Regions from separate parts of the Homo sapiens genome. Here region 1 is linked to region 2. A link is an interaction called in ENCODE POLR2A ChIA-PET data of the cell type or tissue named here. Cell type or tissue: Panc1. All regions are shown on one strand. Links, peaks and the distances in the headings refer to the core of each region. The heading gives the core; the rest is flanking DNA.

What was found. Peaks named below come from ENCODE experiments on the same cell type or tissue, not always from the same donor. Only the 100,000 strongest peaks of a DNase experiment are listed, where the experiment ranks them.
Region 1: POLR2A ChIA-PET joins it to region 2 with 14 read pairs; 11 of 35 experiments call an interaction of 5 or more read pairs at or near these places.

Annotation. Positions count from the first base shown.
Region 1 is chr12:46,355,743-46,359,943 of GRCh38, reverse strand. SLC38A2 (solute carrier family 38 member 2) reads left to right here. Exons shown (of 16, transcript NM_018976.5): 16 at 1-1,756. Among named protein-coding and RNA genes, the nearest start is that of SLC38A2, 15 kb to the left of the region's middle. In Panc1, for the core only: no CTCF peak of the experiment used is centred there; a DNase peak (open chromatin) is centred at 2,294; H3K27ac peaks cover 948 bases.
Region 2 is chr12:46,425,865-46,443,467 of GRCh38, reverse strand. The region is part of intron 2 of SLC38A4-AS1 (SLC38A4 antisense RNA 1); the gene reads right to left. It overlaps LOC124902923 (a long non-coding RNA gene), which reads left to right. Exons shown (of 2, transcript XR_007063284.1): 2 at 13,032-13,236. Among named protein-coding and RNA genes, the nearest start is that of SLC38A4-AS1, 51 kb to the right of the region's middle. RefSeq lists enhancers at 12,788-13,082, 12,621-13,122. In Panc1, for the core only: no CTCF peak of the experiment used is centred there; no DNase peak of the experiment used is centred there; H3K27ac peaks cover 4,000 bases.

The sequences.
Region 1 (4,201 bases), core at 1-4,000, 77 kb after region 2:
TGTTTGATATGATATAAGTTCTCTTTGCGTAGGCCACTGGGTTTCTCATGCAGTAAGCTTTATAAAAACTCATTTGCACTGGACTGTCATCTCATTCTTGTACAACGTAGAATTACTTGTTTACATCCAACAAATGGTTAGCTAGGGAAAACAGTGCAAACTGAGTGTTAGTAGTCATTTTGGTCCAACTGCATGTCAACCCTTCCATTTCAATCCCAGTTAGAAATGAAAATAATTACTTTGAAACTTGGCTTTAAGAGCACATTTATCGTACGTCACAGTGTATGGTGAATATATTATTAAATAATGTGGTACTTCGCTCATCAGGCATAATGTCTAAAATCTAATATACATAATTCCATTAAGTGGTTGAAGGAAGCAAATAATGGAATTGTCAATTGGTCATCTGGCTGTAAGGTTTGCCCTTGAACTAAAAATGTTGTTTGGGGCAAGGGCCAGAAATGTGGAGACATGGTTTTTGTTACGCATTCTTGTATTATATGTGACTAAATTTACAAACAAGATACATGTGTAATTAAAGACCCTTATGGAACTGGAAGACGTCTTGTAGTGCTACATTGGGTGAAACCGTTGGTCCATTTTTGTCTGTTTCTATGAAGATAAAATAATTGGGGGCCATCTAGAAATAGAAAGGCAGTGGGAAGACAGATTCTACGGCACTGCTTTCATTTAATTGGGCTTTAGGCACTCCATTCGAATGCAGAACCTCACCTCTAGTTGAGACCAAGAATTGGCAAATTTGCATGAGCTCCTGGAAAGAGTTGCTGACTTTGTATCTAAGACCTGCCAGGGAATACCAAGAGTTGTTTCTACAGACTTTTTTTTTTTTTTTTGTATGGGAGAAGATACTGTGGCAACCAGGAAGGAATGGAAAAAAAATTCTTTTCTCTACAGCAAATTAATGTGAGGAAGCTCCTCCAATCCTCTGGCTATTTAAGGTTCAAAATCAAGTGCCTAGGGAAAATTCCAATGGATGATTTTCTGGGAGCTATCTTGTCTACCTTGAGGTTCCTGAACAATGAATTCCCATTAATGAGCAGTCTTCAGTATTAAAACCACTGTCTTGTCACCTCATTTTGCATTACTGTCTTCCGTGGATGTTTCAGTTACAACTGTAATGTTATTTATAGAACAACATTAATCCATTAAAGCTAACCTATTTTTCAATATTTATGATAATCTATGTACATATATTGTCTGTCCATATGTATTTGTAAATAGGTTGTATATAATGTCAGGTTTGGGTCTTGGGTTCAAGTGTATATATTCCTGTAAGTTTCTTAACTGCATTTTGATGAATTCACATTATGTAACTATAAGAATTGTCCCAAAAGTACCTGTACAGAAAATTGAATATTGAAAAATTGACAAATTGTGTACAAACACTAAAAAAAACTTGTTTAAATTGTATTTGCAATAAACAACATCAAATTTTTTCATGAAATCTTGGTACAAATTCAGATCTCTTATTTAAAATTTAAATAAGGAATACATTTTCAAAATGCAGTAATCAAAATGTGATCTAGTGTAATGAAATAAAATGTGATCTAGTGTAATGGAAGACCTTTGAGAACCTGGGTGTATTAACTTTGTGTATATAGTGTAAATATCCCCACTGTACTGTTAGAGGCCAACAATTCTAGTATGGCTTGTTGGCAAAGAGTGCTACACCGTTTCAATGAAACAATGTATGTTTGTTTTAACTGAACTAAAATAAATACATGCTTAATCCTGAGTAGCAGTGTTTTTTGTTTTGTTTTGTTTTGTTTTTTTCAGGTAATGGGATAGGCAGTGTCTAATGCAAATTGCATTGTAACTGCAGTACCTAGCACCTAGTAGGTGTCCATATGTTTGTGATGAATGGTCAGGAAAAAAAGTTTAGGTTCCCAGAGATTCTAAGTTTCCAAAGTGAGAAGGAATGGAAAGTCTTGGAGAGTTGGGGGAAGATGCTAAAATGCATCATAAGAGCCCAGGCTCAGCCCTGCTGATGGAAATAAATAGGTCAATAATGTATCAGAATCAACTGGAGAGCCTTTTAAAACCACAGCTTTCTGAAACGTGCCTAGTTTGTCTGATTGCAAAGGTCCAGCTGTAGGGTAGCCCAGGATCTGGTTTTTTACTTAAGAAGGCCACTCGGGTGATAATGATGCACAAACTCCAGGAGCAATCAAGTGGCCTGGAAAGAAGTTGGGATATGTTCAGTTTGGTGAAAAAGTCACAGGAAAAGAGGAATTAATGGACAAGCTGGTGCGTGTAACAGCATGGTTTTACTTGAGCAACAGTGGAAGTGGGAAGGTTACTAAGATACACAGGCTAGTTTAGGTATGGCCTACTGATAAGTCCGAAAAGCTTGAGGCTTGTGAAATGAAATAACCAGAGCTGAAACAGAAAAGACCACACCTTGGGATAGTCAAGTATGCCTGATGGTAGTTCCAAAGTCAGGAAACGTCTCCAAGAAACTTAATATGCAGTTACTAATGATGGTCAAATGAGAAGGATTAGGAAAGGCAGCAGAATTTGCAACAAATCAATTGAAGAATGACTTGTGGAATTTTCAAGTATTCATAGGCAAGCTCTAACTGAACACCTACCATATGCAACTAACATGCTCATTGGAAAGAGGGTAGGGTTATGTGTCAGACGAGTTCTAACAAAATCCATACACTTTCAAATGTGCTATTTTTTAGAAAAAAATGATACCAGCTGGTCGTGGTGACATACCTGTAGTCCTAGCTACTCCAGAGGCTTAGGCAATAGCAGTACTTGAGCCCAGGAGCTTGAGACTAATCTGGACAGCATAGTGAAACCCTTTGTCTCAAATAAATAAAATACAAAAAATTACCAAAGTGAACCAGAATGCAAATTTATTTATCTACAATTAGAAATATACTGGGTGAAGCCAGGCGTGGTGGCTCATGCCTCTAATCCCAGCACTTTAGGAGGCCAAGGAGGGTGGATTGCTGAAGCCCAGGAGTTCAAGATCAGCCTGGGCAACATGGTGAAACCCCATCTCTACAAAAAAATACAAAAATCAGCCAGGTGGTGTGCACCTGTAGTCCCTGCCACTTGGAAGCCCAGGGAGGTCAAGGCTGCAGTGAGCCGTGATCATGCCACTGCACTCTAGCCTGGGTGACAGAGTGAGACCCTGTTAAAAAAAAAAAAAAAAAAAATTGGGAGTGAAGGAAGGCAGGAAGGGAGTGAGAAAGGAAAGAAATTGGGTTGACATGTCCACTGAATATAAAAATACGGTACTCTAACCAGGGAGCTAGCTATTCCAGAGAGATTTCCATTAAGCTTAAGGAATATTCTAGGAACATTTCTAAATAAAGAACCAGAGCTGTTTGTCTTGACGTAGAAATTTAGAAATACACCTGGACATTTGGCTTAGTCAAATTTCTGATAACAAAAAAATCCGTTTAAATTAGTTTAAGCAAGAATGGCAGATGGAGAGAACTCCTTAAAAGATTGGGATGCCTCAGAGAATTAAAAGATAAACAGCTTCCAAAAATCAAAAACTGTCTTTGTTTTAGAGACCTCAATGACAGAAATGTGTGAAATTTCACTATAGAACTATGCAACTAGATTCTGAGCTTCTTGTTTTCAGTTCAATTTCTCAATACAAATCGGCCAGTAATGGGTCAAGATTCCACCCTAATCTCAAATGTAGTTTGGTGGGCAGGGTAACACAGTACAAATAGCTGCCAGGACCTACCCATATGGTGGGCAGAATAGTTTTCAGAGGAGAGGTACAATGGTCATGCACTAGAAATAGGCTAGAAAACTGGGACCAACTGTCCTGTTTTAACACTGAAAGTCCTGCATCCTGGAAACCACAGTCCCAGGCAAACTGGGAATGGTTGGTAACCCTAGCTAAGAAGGCAACCCCCAAAATGTTTAATGAAACAGTCCAGAGATATTGATACATTTATTTTCTTTGGATTTCTTTTCTCTAGGCTTCCATGCAGGACACTAACCTTCTTTTATGACTTTGCCCCAATTCAATGGTTGATTGCTTCCTCAAATCACATTTTTTCTGACTTCCCCACCACAACAGCTATAAGCTTCATAGGAACAGACATCTATCTTTTAATCAATTTATCCCCAACACAGCCGAGCGCGGTAGCTCATGCCTCTAATCCCAGCACTTTGGGAGGCTGAGGTGGGCAGATCAAGAGGTTAG
Region 2 (17,603 bases), core at 6,500-10,499:
TCAGAGCTTAGCACATACAGATACCAGACAGGTACGTGAAGAGCAAACATGGGCAGAAAACTGAGGTCCAATCTACACCTACGCCATGCCAAACACCACGTGAAGCCTTTATCTACCTTAGTTCATGCTACCCATACACACTCCTATGAGATAGGATTTAACATTCCCAAATTGCAGGCAAGAATAGAAATGGTCATCAAATGAAGTTCAGTCCATCAAAGACTATAGGCAAGAGCATTAAAAAAGTGGGATTGCATTGCTCTTTTTCTACCTGCTGCCTAGTTTTCTTGAGATAATTTACTGTAAGCACATAGCCGGAAGTCCACATATCCCTTATATGACAGACATGTAGTTATCTAGAGATGTGTTCTCTGTTGGAAATTGTCTAATTGATGAGATCTGACCCAGACAAGTGTTTTCTTTCGATGTTGTTCATTATCATGCAATCTTGGTATTTTAAATAGGATTATGCCGTTTGGGCTGGGCACTTAAAATTTCCCTAAGGGCCAAGGCTGAGTAATTTTCAGGTAATGAGCTTTAATGTCCAAGGAAAGAGACATCCTGAATCACCTTCTGAACCTGTGCCATGAATCTGCTGTAAAACTCAGTATCAGTAGTTCTAGAACCTCACATAATTGATCTTGTGACTTGAAATTGAATCACTTTCAAGGTTTCTTCCAAAGTGGTTTTGCCCTCCTGAACCATACTCTATTACAGCTACACTTATCCAGTCAGCTGAAGAAAAAGAAAATGATAATTCTCTGGTGTTCCTGCCTTTGTTGAGCAGCCTTTAAAGTCACTCTGAGCCCATTTCACCCTCAAGAGCAGAGGCACGCCAGAGGCAAACTCTCCCAGCCTGGAAAAAAAAAAAAAACACTTAGGTAAAATGCAGAGGAAAAGGAGATCTTACTGCTCGTGAGCCAGACTTAGGGATTCAGTCTTTCATACTCCAGGGGCTCTGAGTCACTGTGCTGTGGAAGTGATCTGAGTTATATAAATCCTTGTGCACATCACCAGAGAGAGACTCTATGTCAGTGTGCAATATTAGTGTGCAAAGTATAGTAAAATCTGTGAAGCCAGACCCCACTAGTTCAAAACTAGGGATCATAAAACCTTATACCTGGCACTATCTCCTGTTACAGATGAGTAAACAGGCTCATAGAAGTTGAGTGACTTGCCGGAAACCACATGGGTATTGAGTAGCAGGACAGTAGTTTGAAGGTAGTTCTCCAGAATTTAAGTCCAGTGCTCTGTTTTTAAAGAATATTTCCTGTAAATGCAGGGAAAGCTGAAATTTAACTTTATTCTAAGAAAAATATCACTTATAATCTAAAAAAGCCTAACTGAGGATATAGGTGAGGGTAAGCAGAAAGAGATATGTTTTTCCTACTTAAAAGAGATTACTGGGCTTGAGGAAGAAGTAGGAGGTAAGAATTAGAGGTCCACTCTTGAATTTATCAGCTGGGTAATTGAGGGGAAGTTAGTTGACTTTCTAGTTGTGAATGTCCAGTTTTTGACCTATAAAATGGACCTACTCACAGGGTTATTACAATTATTAAATGAAAGAGTACAGATAAACTAGCTGAAACTTAGCAGGTGCTCAATAAATGTTGCTACTCTTCCTTGAAACAGCTATAAATTAACACATTATTCTTATCCATTCAGTAGAGAGCTCTCCCAAGGACTCTTACTTCATGTTTTTTGGCCTTTTATTGGGTCTACTTATTGGCTTAATTGTTTATTGTCTGCTTCCTCCTACTAGAAGGTAAGCTAAAAGATAGCAGGCCTTTTTCTATCCAGTTCCACTCTTTATTCTCAGTTCGTAGGACAGGACTTGACCGATAGTGACAATTAGAAAAATTTGCCAGGCCAGGCACGATGGCTCATGCCTGCAATCTCAGCACTTTGGAAGGATGAAGCAGGCGGATTGCTTAAGTTCAGGAGTTCAAGACCAGCCTGGGCAACATGGCGAAACCCTGTCTCTACAAAAAATACAAAAATTAGCTGGGCTTGGTGGCACATGCCTGTTAGTCTCAGCTACTTGGGAGGTTGAGGCAGGAGGATCATCTGAGTCTGGGAGGTGGAAGTTGCAGTGAGCCAAGATCACACCACTGTACTCCAGCCTGGATGACAGAGCCAGACCCTGCTTCAAAAAGAAAAAAAAGAAAGAAAGAGAGGAGAAAGAAAATAAAAAAATAAAGAGAGAGAGGGAGGGAGGGAGGGAGGGGGGGGAAGGGAGGGAGGGAGGGAAGGAAGGAAGGAAGGAAGGAGGCAGGGAGGGAGGGAGGGAGGGAAGGAGGGAGGGAGGGAAGGAAGGGAGGGGAAAGAAAGAAAGAGAAAAGGAAAGAAAGAAAGAAAGAAAGAAAGAAAGAAAGAAAGAAAGAAAGAAAGGAAAGAGGAAAAAGAAAGAAAGAGAGAGAAAAAAGGAAGAGAAAGCAAGCAAGCTTTGCCAAGTAACATAAAAGAATTAACAGCTTCATAGGGAGAAGTGAACCCACTTCCCCCACCATAATCCTTTTAAGAAAAGAAGATTTCACTAATTCTTTTATCCTAAATTTTTCCTGTGTACAGAACATGGTTTTATGCATATTTTAACTTATGTATGTATATGCATATATATCCAATATCAAAATAAAGTATATACCCTTTATGAGGTAGTTGTTGTCACTGAAGAAAGAATAGATACTTGGGGAGAAACAAAGAGAAGCTCAATATTAATCTACAAATGTCTTACTTCTTTTACATTAAAAATGATAGACAAAGTCAAACAAGAGCTAATTTAATCAGAGGGGTAGAAACTGTGTGGGAAAATGGCATTGATACAGAAGAAATAGAAGCTGACCCTGTCCTAACAAATTTATGAAGTAAATAGTCCTATTCCAAGTTTACAAATTGGGGAATTGAGGCTTAGCAACTTGTCTAAGATCAAGTAGGCAGCAAGCAGCTGGACCAGGTGGGGAAGTGAGGACAGGGGTTTAGCCATTTAGACCCAACTCATGCCTGGAGGACTCAGCTTGATTTCCCAGCAGATCAGATTACCATTAGCAGAATTCCCAGTGTATCTGCCTCTGGAAAAACCTATATGATCATCATTATTAGAGCAGTGTCATTCCCCAGAGGAGTGAGATCGCTGAATGTCCTTTAGACAAATGATGTATTTGTGACTCATTGCCCTATTATAAATAAAAACACTGTGTTAGCCAATTTTCACCCAGTTATGGTCATTAATAACCCCAAAAAATCTCACTGGCTTTTTAACAACCAAGGTTTACTTCGCATTCACATTTCATGTGTTGGCCATGACTGTGCTCCACATGGCTTTTTCTTTCAGGATCCAGGCTTGAAGAAAGAACTCCTCCGGGGAACATGCTGAACTTGTGGCAGGGGGAAAGCAGAGTGCCAACTGCCATGGCCCTTAAAGCATTTGCCTGGAACTTCTACTCAGACATGGCTTACATCACGTCCTTTCACTCCATTGGCCAAAGCAAGTCACATGGCCAAGTGAGAAGGATAGATAGAGTCCTTCCTCAGGGAATTACTATAAATCGTATGGCTACCTTGCTACCAGCAGGCATTATACAACCTTTAAAGGGTACAGTGAGTAGTTGTGAAAAATACTGTAATACAATATTCCATGGATACCATGTTCTCTGCTTTTGTAATCAACAGGTAGGGTTTCTGTTTTCGTTTCCAACAAACATACTAACACTTGCTTTTTATCATTTCCATAAATTATTTGTTTCAGAGGCAACAGGCTGCTGGAGAAAGTATTTAAATATTCCCTGAAGTTCCCAGAAACTTTCCTTTTCTGGGGGAAATGCAACAAATACTAAACATTCATGACCCATTCTAATATTGTTCTTCCAAAATTATCATGGCCACACCAGGCTGATTTAAATACATTATTGTAGACCCTTAGATTTTTGCTATGTAGTAATACTTCAAAGGAAACAAACAGCATAAATGCCCAGAGTGGGTTCATTTTGTTAAACAATGGTTTCGAATTTTCCCATTGTGGGTATTACAGTCTAAGTAGAAGGAAATTCAATTAGAAGTGTCTGTGCTTTATCTAATGCTCAGCTGTCACCATCTTGAAATTCTTCATAGTTTTTGAACAAATGATCCACATTTTCATTTCGCACTGGACTCCGCAAATTATATAGACAGTCTGGCTTAGAATAGATATTCCCTCTTCTGGAACATTTCCCAATACTTCCGGCGAAACCAGGTACCTCTCCTAGGTGCTCACATAAGGCCCTGTGACTATGGCCCTTGACGCCCTTTACTGAAATTTATAGACTGTCTTCCCGTCTGGCCCGTGTGTTCCTTGAAAGCAGGAACAATGACTAATTCAGCATTGTATTTTCAGCATATACTATGCAACAAATATTTGATGAATAAATTAGTATCAGACATTAGTGTACCTTTGTAAAATTCCCAGTTTGTGAAACTTTTTCTCTGGCAGCTGAAAAACTGCTCATTGCTGCTCTGGTGTTTTTCCTGTGCTCTTTGCCAGGCACTGCCAAGTAAACTGACAGCAGCAGAGTGCCATTTTCCTACACCGTCAGGCTGCTGTGACTTTCCCTAGAGGGACCTGAGCCTTCAGCTGGAGTCTCACATCACTTGGATCTGTCCCCCAGATTGACTTTTTTCCTCCCATACAATATAGAAAATCACATACAGTATTTCACTTATGTTTAATACTTGAAATCTGTGGCTACTGCCAAAAGCATAGGACAAATGCAAATTACCATAGTCCAAAGGAAAAACTAGAAATTTACAAAGAATGCATTTTTTCACATCCCACACAGTAATTAATGGGTCTATTTTCAATTAATAAGGTATTTCTGATGCACGAGAACTAAGTTCAAAATAAATTTCAGCAAACCATAAAAGGATCTACATCTCTTTATATATACTTATCTTTGAATAAAAATAAACTGGAGCATGCGTTACTCATGTAAAAACAAATCTGGACAGTTAACCAATAGCCAAGTTGGGGAAAATATCTGTAAAATCAGCACTCTGTAGACAGACGTATGCAGTACGGTAAAGCACACAGACTTGAAGTACAAACATCTGTGAGTTCAAATCCTGACTGCTATTTACTGGCTGTGTGATCTTGGGTCATTTATTGAAACCTCTCTGAGCCAGTTTCCTCATTTGAAAACTGTGGATAATAATGTCTGTCACCTCATAGGTCTGTTACAGAGATTAAGAAGAAGATATATATGCAGAGCACGTAGCACAGAGCCTGAAACTCAGAAAGCCTCAACAAGTCATATTCACACCCTTCCAGCAGCACTAATGCCCTAATTCCCTCACATTCCCTCCTCTGCCTCTGTCCCATTCACATTCTATTCCTCTCTCCCCCTTCTCCAGATTAATCTCTAGTTACAGATTTGGTTAATCCCCAATGCACAAAAGTCAATAAATTATCTTTTTAAAGGAATATTCTCAAGCCTTTGGTTTTTGTGGATTTATTTCTTCAGTAATGGAAAATTTTCTGTACTGTTTTTTGAAAATATATGAATAAACATACATCAAGGATGCCCTCTCTGACATCAGTAAGTAACTCAGAGATGTCAAATATGTAAAAATGAAGACTTGCTTTGCTTTACCGGAAAAGAAATGGTATCACCAATAACTTTCTGATAAGAGGTGCATTGTATACAACATGAACCTCTTAGATCATCTGAAGGGAACTGTTTTCTATGACATTTTTCCTCTCTAGTTACCTCAACATTCCTCATAAATAATATTTGACAGAAAAAAAATAACTCATAGTACAGCTATAAAAAAAATCTGTCTTCAAATATGCACATCTAATGTTTGCTACTAGGTTTAATTTTCTATGATTTCATCATCCAATAACTCAGGGAGAAAAATGCCTTAACATATCAATTACCAGGTATCTGCCTTGATCAAAATAGCCAGATAGTTACCAAAATCTTAATCTCACATAGAGTTACGTGGATAAGTAAAGTAATGACAGTATTTAACACCACCACAATTTGCTATGAATGAAATTTCCATATTATCAACAAACATCAATTGAGGAATCACTCTATATAGACTAGAATATTGTGCTATAGTGACACAGGTACCAGAATCTGAGACCACAAAAGCCTAGCCAGCCACTTTTTTACTCCACTCTGGAAAGTCTAAAGACTGAAGAGTAGAATCGTCCTTTAGAATGAAGGAGACTGAGAATTAAAGTCAGCAGAGCAGGATTTGAATTGTGGTACAAGCCGTCTGGTCAGACAGGCCTTGAACAAATCATTTAATATCTCTCTGAGCCCTTAATTTTCTCACTTAAAACAGAAACAAATATTATATCTCTTCTTTATTTCAAGAGGTTGGGATGCTTGAATGGAACTATGCATAGGAAAGAATTTTATGAAATATTATGTGAATATGAAGTTGTTTTGTTTGAAATGCTGAAACGAACTGAAGTCCTGTGTCACATTCAAACGTTTGTTAGAGTCACAGGTCCAGCCCATATTCAAGGGGAGGGGATTAGACAAGGACATGGATGCCAGGAAGAGGGGATCAGTGGCAGCAACCTCAGAGGCTGCTACCACATCCATTTTCAAAACAGCAAATTAAGTTAGAAAAGCAGTTGCTTTCTCATTCACTATTAAAATGTCATTTTTACCTTGAAGAGACGTATTAAGCATATTTGTTTTTCTGAAAATATTTGCATAATCCTGGCAGCCACTAGTCATCACAGGATAAGTTAGACAACTTAGGAGCCTTGTATTTTGTAAATGAAAAATGTATAAGTCAACTTTCAGTTGGATAACTTTTAAGCCTTTGGGATAGGTCCCTATAGATGTGCTCACTGTGGAACATATATAAACTATGATTGTGTTGTAAAATTGTATTTAATGTGTGTATCTATCTATCTATATATTTCACATATTACATAATTTATTGTAAATAACCTGAAATATATACCAAAATGTTAATAGTAGTTATCTTTAGATGGTAGAATTACGGGTTATTTTTTCATTTTACTTTATTCTTGTTAGTTTTCTCTTTTTTAGTTGGTGCTGTTGTCTTATGTTTTTGCTTTTGAAATGAAATTGTATTATTTCTGATCATAAGAATATAAAACATTGTAGACAGTATAAAAAGACATAAATTAAAAAGTGAAAATCTCTCACAGTCTCACCACTGGAAGATACCACTCTTAACATTTTGATGCTATCCTTCCAAACTTATTTCTACACATCCCCCTACACACACACACACACACACACACACACACAAACTATAAAAAGAGGATCATACATGCATTTTTTTTAACTAACAGACTTTATTTCTTAGATCAGTTTTAGGACTACAGAAACATTAACCAGAAGGTGTAGAGAGTTCCTATATATTCCCATTCTGTTCACCACCAATTTCCCCTATTATTAACAACTTGCTTTGGTGTGGTACATTTACTACAATTGATAAACTAATATTGATACATTACTACCTAAAATGTATATTAAGATTCATTCCTCTATGGGTTTTGCCAAATGTATGATGTCAGGTATCCACCATTACAGCAACATGCAGAATAGTTTCATTGCCCTAAAAATTCTCTGCACTCCACTTATCTATCCCTCCCTGACTTCCCTCCAATCCCTGCCAATCACAGATCTTTTTACTGTCTCCATGGTTTTGCCCCTCCCAGAATGTCATATACTTGTAGTTATAGAGTATGTAGCCTTTTAGAATGCCAAATGCTATTTTTTCACCTAGCAATATGCATGTAGGATTCTTCAGTGTTTTTTCATGGCTTAATAGCTCATTTATTTTTATAACTGAATAATGTTCCATTATCTGGATATACTTCAGTTTGTTTTATCCTCATTTACTTGAGGACATCTTGGTTGCTTCCAATTTTTGACAACTATGAATAAAGCTACTGCAAACATTTATGTACAGGTTTTTGTGTGAAGTTAAGTTTGAGTAAATACCTAGGAGTACAATTGCTGGATCATATGATAAGAGGATGCTTAGTTTTGTAAGAAAGTGTCAAACTGTCTTCCAAAATGGCTGTAGTAATCTGCCTTTTGATAAACAATTTATTGTGGGCATCTTCCCATATAAATAAATAATAACTGCATAGCATTCCATAGCATTCCACATTGCATAGCATTCTACTGTAGCTTATTTAACCATTTCTCTATTAATGGACATCAAGATCATTTCCAGTTATTTACTATTGCAAACAATGCTGAGATAAACATTTTTGTACATACATTCTTATCTTTGAACACTTGTGCAATTATATCCTTTTAGGGAAAAAAATCCAAGGAAATTTAAAAGGCATAAACATATTCAGTTTTAATGAAAGGCTGTACAAATTCACACTCCCATTAGCAGTAAATGAGAATGTTGTATATTCCCATTGCCTCCCATAACAATCCTCTTAGGGCTTACCAATCCAATGGGTAAAACATTGCATATCAATGCAATTTCAGCTGACCTTTCCTTTTTACCCAAAAGGTTTAACATCTCTTCCCTTTTTTTAGTTATTTGCATTTCTTTCCTTGTGAACTGTGTTCATAGGCTTTTTACTTTTGCTATTGAGTATGCAAAAATATGTTGCTTTTTAAAGCTTTCTATATACCTTAGTCTGCTCTCTAACAGGCAGTTTATTAGAATATATACTATCAATTTAATAGTTCCTAAGAGCAAGGAGAAAGAGACATCACCACATTAAATGTATACACTAACTTCAGAAGGAGGGCAGGGACTAGAATAAGGAAATACAGTATTTCTGTGATATGTATTTTTTTAATTTAACTTTTATGGGTGGTGATTTTAATTTTTTATTTTGTTTTATTTTTGCCACCTCAAACTTTTATATTGTCAAATCTGTGGACCATTCTGTTCATTTTTTGAAAGAGAGTGGGGACTAGAATAAGGAAATATAGTATTTCTGTAATATGTATTTTTTTAACTTTTATTGGTGGTGATTTTAATTTTTTATTTATTTTGTTTTATTTTTGCCACCTCAAACTTTTATATGGTCTAATCTGTGGACCATTCTGTTCATTTTCTGGCTTTATTATGCTTTAAGAGGCCTTCTCTAGTCAAAGGCTGTATAAAAATATATACTTAAACATTCTTCAGCTGTTTAATGTGTGTGGTTTAACATGAAAACTTTTTATCCATTTGTAATTTTTGTCTGGATAAGGTGAGATCCCAACTTACCTTTTTCCCCCAAAATGGCTAGCAAGTTGTTCCAGCACTCTTTAAAAACAGTCCATTTTCTTGGCCACTTTATCACATGCTAAATCTTCACATATATTTGAGCCAATTTCTGAACTCAATATTTTGTTCTATTTTTCTGTGTCTCTTTGAAGTTACGACCACACTGTTTTAATTACTGTAGCTTTTAATATCGATAGCCACATGACTCACCTTCTCCAGGTCTTTACTCAAATACCACCTTGTCTGTGAGATCTTGCCTGAGCACCCTATTCACAGCTGCCACTTCCGTCTACTTCCATCCCCTGTCCAAACCCTGGAACTCTACAGCCCCTTCTTTGCTTTATTCTTCTCCTTAACATTTTGCACCATCTGACATCCTATCTATTTTACTTATTCATTTGCATATTGTTTATATCTCCAAATGAGATGATAAGTTCCATGACAACAGAGATTTTTGTCTATTTTTGTCTATTGGTGCCTAGAACAGTGGCTAGAACACCGCCAAGCACAGAGTAGATCCCCAAACATATTTATTGAATGAATCCATGTCTGGTGGAGAAAAACATTCTACATATAACCACTATCCTTCTTTCTGAGAATTCACCAACTCAATTCACATACCAGTTTTCCATGAAATATAGGATTAAAGATCCTATGAATTTCATATTAAGAATATTCTTAATAATTTTGTGATATTTTGTTACCACGAATTCATTTACACAACAAATGTTTATGGTGTCTACTATGTGTCAGACCCTGTTATAGGAGCTGGGGATGCAGCTGTGAAAAAAAAATGGTTTCTGTCCTCATGCAGTGTATGTTCTAGTGAGAATAAATTTCTTTTTCCTTTATATTTTATTATTGGTAATGTTTGGTATATAAGAAAGCTATTGAGTTTCATATATTTTAACTTTTAACTTGTCTTTTTACTAAATTTTTTATTGTTTCAAAAAGTATTACAATTGATTTTGTAGTTTTACTAAATAGACAATTGTATCACCTACTGAGAGTAATAATTTTGTCCTTTCCTTCCCAAAAGCACATACTTCTAGTTGATTTTCCCCTTTTATCCATTAGCACAATGAAGCATTTCATTATAATCTCTGTATTTACCCACACTTGCATTTCTGGAAATTAAATCCATTTTTAAGGTCTGAAAGAAAGTCAGAAAATTTTTTTTAATCTTTAGGCCGGTATAATATATCAGAAGTTTTAATTCAGGTGAATCAAAATATCTGATAGGATACAATTTACAACAGTTGCATGCAACTGATGCAAAAGTCATTCTCAGGAAATATTAATTTTTCTCTCATTCCTGGCAGTTTGTTGATATAAAATTGAAAAAAAAAAAGGAGAAGGATGAAGCTGATTTATGTTTAGGAGGCTAAGTAATTCATTGAATCTCCTACTGCTGAATCTAATTTAAAAATATATATAACCATATTTCTCCATTGAAAATTAGAAAACATTAAATCTACTTATTTATTTTATATTACTTTCTATTTGCCAATTATCTCTGCAAACATTGAAGTGCTAAATACTTCGATTGTATACGCAAGCGTACTGAAATAAGGCTGCATAAGTAAAGTTTTACACCACGTCTGCAAACTAAAATTTCCTGGGGTGTTACATTTTTCCTAATAAAATAAAACAGAGGTTAAGAAATATGATTCAGTGGCCATTTCTACAGCTGAAGTATATGAGACTGCAGCCCTAGGTGTCTTGCCCACGCTCATCTAGCAGACGGCAGAGCCTAGACTCAAACTCTGGTTTTCTGCTACACATCAAGTATTCCTTCTACAGTGCTCTTCCTTTCACTCAGCATTATCTACATAATTAGAAACACTTGAATTTCTTTCCCCATCTGCCTAGAAATTTTCCCCAATTATTACCTTTGCATATTATTTTGGTAGAAAATTATCTCTTATAAAACTCACATGTAGCTTTCAATTTTATGGCATTCTTTTCCTGCAAGTTCATATAATTAATACATGTTTGAAACCAGTAAATTCTTACAACAGGCCTATGTGTAGGGAAGCAGAAATGATGAGTCTTCTGTGATATAAATCAACATTCTAATAGTTAAAAAATAGGTGCACCCATTCATAAGTGTCACAAAGCACTCCACACTGAATAGGAAGGGATATCTGAGTGGCACTGATAACAGCCAAGCCTGAAGAGGAGGCACAACAGCCCATTACAAGCTATTGAAAAGTTCCATAAGAAAAAAAAAAAATGACATACAGCAGGAAATTCCTGACCAGTAGTGTAATTTCTTACATAAATGTGTTGGCAGATAAATGGATTTCTATGACTTTGCTTACGTCTGCTGCTTACTGCCCCTTTAGATATGTCACTTTGCAAATGTATTATAACTTCACTCTGACTCTATTTAATGGTATGATTCAATAAATTGTAGGTTCATCTTAATCTCCTCAAAATACTCTTGGCCTTTTGCCCAAAAGTGGGGGAAGGAATTAGTAACTAAAATAGCAAGAGAAGCTTGCTGTCAGTTAGTCTCCTGGAAAAGTACTATACTGAAGATTCAATATAGCAATACTGTAACTTACTAAGATGGTATATAAGGAATTAGACAGTGGAAAATTTAAGGTACAGATTAAGATTACAGCTACAGGACTATAAACATGGCACTAAAAAGTAAATGAGGCCAGGTGCCTCATTTAGCTGGGTGTGGTGGCATGTGCCTGTAGTGCCAGCTGCTTGGGAGGCTGAAGTGGGAGCATCACTTACGCTCAGGAGGTCAAGGCTGTTGTGAGCCGAGATCACACCACTGCACTCCAGCCTCAGCAACAGAGTAAGACCCTGTCTCAAAAAAAAAAAAAAAAAAAAAAAAGGGCCGGGCGCAGTGGCTCACGCCTGTAATCCCAGCACTTTGGGAGGCCAAGGCAGGCGGATTACCTGAGGTCAGGAGTTCAAGACCAGCCTGGCCAACATGGAAAACCCCATCTCTACCAAAAATACAAAAATTAGCTGGGCGTGGTGGTGGGCGCCTGTAATCCCAGCTACTCAGGAGACTGAGGCAGGAAAATCACTTGAACCTGGGACGTGGAGGTTGCAGTGAGCTGAGATTGTGCCATTGCCCTCCAGCCTGGGCAACAGAGCAAGGCCCCATCTAAAAAAAAAAAAAAAAAAAAGGACTAAATATGTACCGAACTCCATGTATATGAAAATACTGACCTAGATGTCTTCTTTATATAATTTCATGTTATTTTTATAACAATACTGTAAAATAAGCATTATGCCCTCCTTAGAGCTCAGAAAACCGAGTTTCTATGAGATTATATTACACAATTGATGCCCTCCCATTTCCTAGGTAGACCCAGATGTAGTAATACATGGATCTTCCACTTTCAGCCTGTGTAATCCTGAACAAGTCACTGAAAATCTGGGAGCCTCATTTTCCTCACCTGAAAAATGAGTAATGAGACCTACCTTACTACTTCCAAAAGTTATCACAAATACACTTAATAAACTACAAAACAAAACACAAGTGGTGGTTACTCTTATTAATACAAACAACTAGTTAATAAGAGAAAGTGATAGAGACTGATTTCTAAACTGTTTCCTGACACTTTGTTTTCAAATGCTTGATGATGCAATACTGAGCTGTGTTTTCCCAGCAAGGTCTTTGGGGTTGTCAATGAATCATTTCCTTCACATTCACATGAAAGATATGCCTGGGTAGATCAGGTTCCCACCCTGTTTTATCTTAACAACCCATACATTGCAGGTAAGCAAACAATTAGTATTGTTCAGAATTTCACTTACAGAAATCTAACATTCCCTCTCTGCAGATATTTTTCAGCACAAAGAACGGGGACTTTTGGGTCATTGACCTACTGACACTGCATTTACAATGACAAGTTCTATGTCTGCAACGTAAAAGGCAAGAAGACTAAATCTGTTTTCCATTTTTCTTGTGAACTAAACTGGGTTTTCAAAGAATACCTTATGTGGATCTACAACATAAAAGACAGCAAAATAAATATTTTATTAGAATATTTTATCAGTTCAACTTTGTAACATATATTATAAGATTAATCAATGGTAACAATAAGTTTTAAGGAACATAAATTTGAAATTGAAGATTATTCATGACAGTAATAACAAATCTAAAAATAACCTCAGTATCCAATTTATTTTATCTTGCTGTTTGGTTTTTACTAAACTAAGTCTGATTCATAAGCAATTGCATATGAGAACAGTTTTTTAATATTTTGCCACATTTATTCCATTTATTCATCAAACCATCCATTCATCCTTCTATTTTTCATTTGTTTACTGAACCATTTCAAAGTAAATTATAGATAATAGCATGCCTCCCTCGTAAACCTCTTGGCATGCATCTTTTAAAAATTAGGGAGTTTTCTTAACATAGCCACAATACCATTATCACTCCTAAAAATTTAGGGATTCCTATAATAATAATTCTAATATCTAGTCCTTATTCAGAATCCCAATTGTCCCTCAAACTTGTTCTCCCAACAGGATCCAATACGGAATTACACATTGTTTTCATGTTTACATCTCTCAAGTTTAGTTTATCTTAATATAGCTCCCCCTGTGCCCCATCACCTGCTCTTTTTCCCATCCCACTGACCTGAAGAGACCAGAGTAGTGCCCCACATTCTGGAATTTTTTTGAGGGTTATGCCCAATTCTTTCATTTATTTATTTGCTTTTAATTTTAAATTCAAGAGGTATATGTGCAGGTTTATTACATGGGTATAATACCTGATGCTAAAGTTTGAGCTTCTAATGATCCCATAAACCAAGTAGTGAACATAGTACCCTTGCTCCCTCTGTCTCTCCCTCCTTTTGGAATCCCCAGTGTCTATTTTTCCCATCTTTGTGTCCAAGTGTACCCAATGTTTAGCTCCCACTTAAAAGTAAGAACATGTGGTATTTGGTTTTGTTTCTGCATTAATTTACTTAGGATAATGGCCTCCAGATGCATCTACGTTACTGCAAAGGGCATGAATACATTCTTCTCTGTGGCTGCATTGTGAACCTGGTGGATATTCACCACATTTTTTTAGTCCAGTCTACCGCTGGTGGGCACCTAGGTTGATTCCATGTCTTTGCTATTGTGAATAGTGCCATGGTAAGCATAGCAGTGCAGGTGTCTTTTTGGTGGAACGATTTATTTTCCTTTGGGTATATACCCAGTAATGGGATTGCTGGGTTGAATGGTAGTTCTATTATTAGTTCTTTGAGAAATCTTCGAACTGCTTTCCACAGGCGGTGAATTCATTTGCATTCCCACCAGCAGTGTATAAGCATTCTCTTTTATCTTCATTCTTGCCAGTATCTGTTGTTTTCTGAAATTCTGATAATAGCCACTCTGATTGGTGTGAGATAGTATCTCATTATGGTTTACATTTGTGTGTGTGTCTCTTTTTTTTTTTTGAGACAGAGTCTCGCTCCATCTGTAACCCAGGCTGGAGTGCAATGGCACGATCTCAGCTCACTGCAATCTCCAACTCCCAGGTTCAAGCAATTCTCCTGCTTTAGCCTCCCGAGGAGCTTGGACTACAGGCATGCACCACCACACCACACTCGGTTAATTTTTGTACTTTTAGTAGAGATGGGGTTTTGCCATGTTGGCCAGGCTGGTCTCAAACTCCTGACCTCAGGTGATCTGCCTCGGCCTCCCAAAGTGCTGGGATTACAGGCGTGGGCCACTGCACCTGGCCTGTGTCTCTCTTATGATTAGTGGTGCTGAACATTTTTTTATTTGTTGGCCACTTGTATGTCTTTTGAGGAGTGTCAGTTCAAGTCCTCTGCCTACTTTTTAATGGGGCTATTTGTTTTTTCTTGTTGATTTGTTTAAATTACTTATAGATTGTGGATATTAGTCCTTTGTCAGACACATAGTTTGCAAACATTTACTCCCATTCTGTGTGTTGTCTGTTTATTCTGTTGATAGTTTCTTTTGCTGTGCAAAAGCTCTTTAGTTTAATCAGGACCTAATTGTCCATTTTTGTTTTTGTCATGTTAGCTTTCAAGGACTTAGTCATAAATTCTTTGCCTTAATCAATGTCTAGAAAAGTATTTTCTAGTTTTTCTTCTAGGATTTTTATAATTTGAGGTCTTACATTTAAGACTTCAATTCATCTTGGTTAATTTTTGTATATGGTGAGAGGTACGGGTCCAGTTTCATTCTTCCGTGTATAGCTAGCCATTTATTGAATAGAGTGTCCTTTCCACATTGTTATTGTTGACTTTGTCAAATATTAGTTAGTTGTAGGTGTGCAGCTTTATTTCTGGGTTCTCTATTCTATTCATTGGTCTATGTGTCCATTTTTGTACCAGTACCATGCTGTTTAGGTTACTGCATCCTTGTAGTATAGCTTGAAGTCAAGTAATGTGATTCCTCCAGCTTTATTCTTTTTGCTTAGAATTGTCTTGATTATTTGGGCTCTTTTTTGGTTCCATATGAATTTTGGAACAGTTATTTCTAATTCTGTGAACAGTGACTCACAATTTGATAGGAATAGCATCGAATTTGTAGATGTGTTTGGGCAGTATAAACATTCCAACGATACTGATTCCTCCAATCCATAAGCATAGAATGTTTTTCCGTTTGTTTGTGTCATCTGCGATTTCTTTCAGTAGTGTTTTGCAGTTCTCCTTGTACAGATCTTTAACCTCCTTGGTTAGATATATTGCCGGATATTTTATTTTTTGTGTGTGTGGCTACCATAAATGATATTGCATTTTTAATTTGCTTCTGAGCTGAATGTCATTGGGTATGGAAATGCTACTGATATGTGTACATTGATTTTGTATCCTGAGACTGCTGAGGTTGTTTATCAGATCTAGGAGTCTTTGGGGAGAATCTTTAGGATTTTCTAGGTATAGAATCTTATTGTCAGCAAAGAAAGATAATTTGACTTATTTTTTCCTATTTGGGTACCTTTTATTTCTTTGTCTTGTCTGATTACTCTGGCTAGGGCTTCCAGTACTATGTTGAATAGGAGTAGTTAGAGTGTACATCCTTGTTTTATTCCAGTTCTTAAGGGGCAATGCTTCCATCTTCCCATTGAGTAAGATGTTGGCTGTGAGTCTGTCATAGATGGCTCATTATTTTGAGGTATGTTCCTTCAATGCCTAGATTGTTGAGGGCTTTTATCATAAAGAGATGTGCCCGGGAGCCAAGATGGCCAAATAGGAACAGCTCCGGTCTATGGCTCCTAGCGTGAGCCACACAAAAGACAGGTGATTTCTGCATTTCCACCTGAGGTACCAGGTTTATCTCACTAGGGAGTGCCAGACAGTGGGCACAGGACAGTGGGTGCAGCGCATCATGTGCGAGCCAAAGCAGGGCGAGGCATTGCCTCACTCAGGAAGCACAAGGGGTCAGGGAGTTCCCTTTCCTAGTCAAAGAAAGGGGTGACAGATGGCACCTGGAAAATCGGGTCACTCCCACCCTAATAACTGCGCTTTTCTGACCGGCTTAAAAAATGGCACACCAGGAGATTATATCCCGCACATGGCTCGGAGGGTCCTACACCCACGGAGTCTCGCTGATTGCTAGCACAGCAGTCTGAGATCAAACTGCAAGGTGGCAGCGAGGCTCAGGGAGGGGCACCTGCCATTGCCCAGGCTCACTTAGGTAAACAAAGCAGCCAGGAAGCGTGAACTGGGTAGAGCCCACCACAGCTCAAGGAGGCCTGCCTGCCTCTGTAGGCTCCACCTCTGGGGGCAGAGCACAGACAGACAAAAAGACAGCAGTAACCTCTGAAGACTTAAACGTCCCTGCCTGACAGCTTTGAAGAGAGCAGTGGTTCTCCCAGCACGCAGCTGGAGATCTGAGAACGGGCAGACTGCCTCCTCAAGTGGGTCCCTGACCCCTGACCCCCGAGCACCCTAACTGAGAGGCACCCCCCAGTAGGGGCAGACTGACACCTCACACAGCCAGGTACTCCTCTGAGACAAAACTTCCAGAGGAACGATCAGACAGCAGCATTCGCGGTTCATGAAAATCCACTGTTCTGCATCCACCGCTGCTGGTACCCAGGCAAACAGGGTCTGGAGTGGACTTCTAGCAAACTCCAATAGACCTGCAGCTGAGGGTCCTGTCTGTTAGAAGGAAAACTAACAAACAGAAAGGACATCCACACCAAAAACCCATCTGTAAGTCACCATCATCAAAAACCAGAAGTAGATCAAACCACAAAGATGGGGAAAAAGCAGAGCAGAAAAACTGGAAACTCTAAAAAGCAGAGTGCCACTCCTCCTCCAAAGGAACCCAGCTCCTCACCAGCAATGGAACAAAGCTGGACGGAGAATGACTTTGACGAGTTGAGAGAAGAAGGCTTCAGACGATCAAACTACTCAGAGCTTCAGGAGGAAATTCAAACC